Linked DNA regions of Homo sapiens: region 2 is linked to region 1. A link is an interaction called in ENCODE POLR2A ChIA-PET data of the cell type or tissue named here. Cell type or tissue: PC-9. All regions are shown on one strand.

What was found. Peaks named below come from ENCODE experiments on the same cell type or tissue, not always from the same donor. Only the 100,000 strongest peaks of a DNase experiment are listed, where the experiment ranks them.
Region 2: POLR2A ChIA-PET joins it to region 1 with 5 read pairs; 4 of 35 experiments call an interaction of 5 or more read pairs at or near these places.

The regions. Positions count from the first base shown.
Region 1 is chr1:207,026,229-207,028,728 of GRCh38, reverse strand. C1orf116 (chromosome 1 open reading frame 116) reads left to right here. Exons shown (of 4, transcript NM_023938.6): 2 at 1,050-1,235. The coding sequence starts at 1,131. Among named protein-coding and RNA genes, the nearest start is that of C1orf116, 5.3 kb to the left of the region's middle. In PC-9, no CTCF peak of the experiment used is centred here; a DNase peak (open chromatin) is centred at 1,338; H3K4me3 peaks cover 1,222 bases; H3K27ac peaks cover 2,500 bases.
Region 2 is chr1:206,904,366-206,906,865 of GRCh38, reverse strand. It overlaps FCMR (Fc mu receptor), which reads left to right. Exons shown (of 8, transcript NM_005449.5): 8 at 1,719-2,500. The coding sequence ends at 1,847. Among named protein-coding and RNA genes, the nearest start is that of IL24, 8.2 kb to the right of the region's middle. RefSeq lists an enhancer at 949-2,148. In PC-9, no CTCF peak of the experiment used is centred here; a DNase peak (open chromatin) is centred at 1,375; H3K27ac peaks cover 629 bases.

The DNA.
Region 1 (2,500 bases):
AATCCTTGGGACTTTCAGAGGGAAGATGGCACTGCCTTCCTTTGCTACTACTATTGTTACAATGACATTGAAACTTTTTTTCCCTAAGGAATTAGAGTTGGGAGGAAGCTACATGGGACATTTCTCTTGTTCATTTGACATAGGCTAGGGAATCTCATTGGGAATGTGTGCAACAACAGAGGCACTAGAAAGAAAGAGATTCACTAGAAAGAAAATAGGTTTGTGTCAACCACTGCAGGTGCCCTGTTCATGCCTCCAGGCTAGGGAGTTAAAGATGGGTATCGTAGCGGTGGTTGTGATGATGTTGATGATATTGACTGTGATAGCAGGTGACAATTTGCTCTGTGCAAAGTGTTTTAAACGTTCTCACAATAACCCCATGAGGTAGGTATTATTAAGGGACCTGTTTCTTCTCTCAAGTCTACAGTCTCCCATCAAACCAGAACCCTTCTTTTCTGAGATCCTGTTTCTCTTGTTTCAATTTAGTTTGATCCTAGATAGATCTTGTCTTTTTCTTGTTACAAGAACAATAATAGTTAATTATTGACTCATGAGGTCTTAGGGTATTTACTACCAACTAAACTGTGCTAACTGTTCTCTCATTTAATCCTTATACTAACATTATTTAATGAGGAAAAACAGACTCAGAGTAATTTGCCCCAAGTCACATAACTGTAAATGGCTAAACTGGGATTTGAGCCCAGACCCAACTAACTCCAGAACCCAAGGTATTGACGCCTGTAATATTTATTGCTTATAGTAATGAAAATGTAGATTAAGCTCCTTGGTTCAGAGAAAAATGTAAGAGAAGTAGTAGAAGCTTCTTTCTGACTAGACTGCCTCTCCACCAACTAAGTCTGTCCTTCTGCATGTATTTAAGCCAGCTTCAGGGTCCTTCCATGCAGGCCGGGGGTGTCGGGCAGTGGCTGTTCATGCCCCCCTTCCAGCTCTCTGCTTGCTTGGTGTCCTTCCCGCCATGCCGCCCAGGGCCTGGGCAGAGCCTTGCCGAAGCCTCGGCTCATGTGTGGCTTTGATTCTTCTCTTTTCAGGCCCGGCTTGGGACATTGTTCACTTCCCCTCGCTTCCCCTCTAGAAGCCCCCTTTGCCATCCCTGCACCTTGTTTCGGGTGATGCCCGAGAGGGAGCTGTGGCCAGCGGGGACTGGCTCAGAACCCGTGACCCGTGTCGGCAGCTGTGACAGCATGATGAGCAGCACCTCCACCCGCTCTGGATCTGTACGTAATACTCTCCCTCCCGCAACCTGGTCTGCTCTCTGCACACCTGCCCTGCCCTGCCCTGCCCTATCCTTTCCTGCCACCCATCCTGGCTCACTGCACCTTCTCTTTCATTGTTGGGGAGTGATTCACAACACCAGTGGGTGCTTTCTGCCTGAGTCAGCCCTGGCTCTATAGAGAATAGGATGGGACGACCTTAGAGAGCAACTGGGCAAATGAGACTTTTTCCGCCGATTTTCATTAGGTTGGGGGTTGGGTTGAGCAGAGAGAGTAGGCCTGTAATCTGAGGTCATGGTGGAAACCAGAACATAGATTCTTGTAGCACATGGATTATTGAAGTTCTCTGCAATGAGCAGCATTACTTTAGTCTCTTACAAAGATCAAAGAAAATAGGTAATTAGGAGCCTAGGTTCTGGAACCAAACAGATTTAAGTTCTCTACTTATAAGCTGTATGACCTTGGGCAAATTACTTAATTTCTCTAAGCTTTAGCCTCCTCAGTTTTCAAATGGGATACTTAGTGTTCATACCCAATTCAATTTGTGGGGAGTAAATGTGATACAGGTAAAGCACCTAGCATATGCCTCTATATAGAAAAGAATCAGCCTTTCTAGGAGCAGAGACTGAGAATCTTCCAAAGTCACTGTGTTTAGCTACTTGTGAGTGGCATTTAATAAACTGTAATTTTTCTGGGCATGAATTTAAATCTCAGTTGTTGTGAGGCTGGTGTGAAAGAGTAAATCTGTGCTGCATCCAGACGCAAACATTTGTTGTTCATGCTTGTCACATACATAAGAATCATAGAGAATTTATGCTTTTTTGCATTGTATCCTATAGAGGTATTTGAAAATTTAAGGGTGTCTACTGAATGTCAAGATGTTTAAGACAACCAGTGGATTTTGATATGTAAAAATAGAGTAGAGAAAGAAACACACATGCACAAATCCAAAGTGCAGACAATCATACAAATTTCATTTTGACCCTAGATAATGGGGCTGTGGAGACGTCTTTCTATGTCTTTTAGGCTGAGGCCAACGTGAATAGTCACATAGCATTGGACACAGAATGTGACAGGGATTAAAGGTTTTCAAAGTGAATCATTCATGAAGGAGAAACTCAGAGTCAGCTTATCCTTGGCAAGGCTATTTTAGGAGGAAGAGGACAATAAAGATATTTTTCTTCAAGAAACTCTTGGCGTCAGCTTCAGAGCTTCCAGGGGCTATATTTGGGGCTTGCTTTAACATGTAGGCCCACATGCGAAAGGAA
Region 2 (2,500 bases), 120 kb after region 1:
GGATGGTGCAGCAACCAGGAGGGACAACAGGCGCCACACTGTCTGTCTACTCCGTCTTTCCAGCAGCCCTTTTCTCTAAAACTGCCCTGTGACCACACAGACCCTCACCTGGGCCTGCACCTTGTTCCAAGCTGACCCTGCCTCTCTACTTGAAACTCTCATTCCCACTATTAGGGGCAAAAATCTTGATGGAACAAATTTACAAAAAGGTGCCTATGCTTAATGACTCATTATTATAGCTTCCATGGGGAGCATTTCCATTTCTTAAGCCAAATAAGTTAATCTCAAATGATGAACTATAACAGGCAGTGAAAGACAAATTTTTGTTTTTTAGCAAATCTAAAACCATCTCTATTTCAGACAAAGAAAGTTAATTAAAACATAATAGAAGATAGTGTGAAAAACTAACAAAGGACTTGCTCACTTTTTTCAAAGTTCGTTTAATTTAACAAAAACAAAATCATGTCATACATCGAGGATTTCCTCTGCCTCATCCTCTTCCCCATCCTCAGCCTCATCTTCTTCCCGTCCTCAGTCTCTTCTTTGGCCTCTAAAGGAAGCTCAGGTATTACCACCTTCCTTCCCACCCTGGAAATTTTATCTTGATCATCTCTCATTTCTCTGTGTCACCTCCAACTTTGTGTATCGTTTCTCCTATTGTTATGTGCTGGTTAATTTGCTTCGGGTTGACATCTTGAGCTGTTCTGGGATCCAGGTCTTTCTTGACTGGTCTTATATCATCTAAGTGGAGTGCTACCAACATGTGCTTATTAGCTGTCTTTCACTGATTACTTGACTGAGTTTCATCCTCACTGACATTTATACCAGGACCATGTAATTTTGTTGCTTAGTTTTCTTTGCTCTCACTGTTACTTTTCTTTTCAACCTTCTCTCTTTTTTTCTTTTCTGTTTTGTGGCTTCTTACTTCCTTGACTGATGGAAAACATGTTTTCAAAGCAAGCTGCTGCTGCTTCCCTCTTTAGTAAAGTACAAAATATATAAAAGTTCCTTTCAATGAGTACTTCCTGAATGCCTACTATATTCAGGCTGCTGGACGTCTAATTCTCAGAGCTTGTGTTTAAATACATAACTGTCCCCCTTGTGGCCTTCCTCAGTGGATGAGATAGTAACTGTGCCATGTTGGGGTCACTGGCACAGTCCTGTCTTTTGAGAACTGACTGTCCTCAAGGTGGATGATCCTGAAGTTTCTGTCTGGGGAAGAGGAGCACCAGTGTTCCATGTGGGCTGCCATCTTATCCCCTTCACCATCCATCCCCCTTCCTGGAATGCACTGTCACGACGCCACATCACAGCATCTCTGAGCCCTTACAGAGGTGCTGAGGGTGACTCACTCTACTTCTGAATAACTCCCTAAGAAGATGCATATTTATGCCATAAGTCACAGCATCTTATCCCCGAGGGGATACTCCTCTGGCAGCTGGGTCTCTTTCAGGCCCATGCTTAGCCACATGATTTTACTCTGAGCCCCATTTAAGGCATTTCCTGCCCACATTAGGTTTTCCAGTTATCTCAGGTGAGACACTACCCTGAAAATCCCCAGGGCTACTCCACTTGATGGAGCTGAGCCATCTCTGTGTCTTTGCCTTCTGGAACTCAGCAGCCATGTCCATGCCCCATTGCCCACTATGAAAATCCACCTGGGGAGATATTAAAATCACCCTACCCAGATCCAGTGATGCTTCTTTCATTGTCCCCAGGTGTCTGAATCTCCCTGGCTCCATGCCCCATCTCTGAAGACCAGCTGTGAATACGTGAGCCTCTACCACCAGCCTGCCGCCATGATGGAGGACAGTGATTCAGATGACTACATCAATGTTCCTGCCTGACAACTCCCCAGCTATCCCCCAACCCCAGGCTCGGACTGTGGTGCCAAGGAGTCTCATCTATCTGCTGATGTCCAATACCTGCTTCATGTGTTCTCAGAGCCCTCATCACTTCCCATGCCCCATCTCGACTCCCATCCCCATCTATCTGTGCCCTGAGCATGGCTCTGCCCCCAGGTCGTCTTGCACACCTTGGCAGCCCCCTGTAGTTGACAGGTAAGCTGTAGGCATGTAGAGCAATTGTCCCAATGCCACTTGCTTCCTTTCCAAGCCGTCGAACAGACTGTGGGATTTGCAGAGTGTTTCTTCCATGTCTTTGACCACAGGGTTGTTGCTGCCCAGGCTCTAGATCACATGGCATCAGGCTGGGGCAGAGGCATAGCTATTGTCTCGGGCATCCTTCCCAGGGTTGGGTCTTACACAAATAGAAGGCTCTTGCTCTGAGTTATGTGACATGCCTCAGCCCCATGGACTAAGCAGGGGTCTGGTATAAAAACACTCCTGGAAACGCCTTTGCCCTGATCCAAATGTTAGCACTTGCTAGTGAACGTCTACTTATCTCAAGTTCTATGCTAAAGGCAATTTATCTTGATGTGATGATAAACCAAACTTATTAGCAAGATATGCATATATATCCATAAATTCTCTTTACTCTG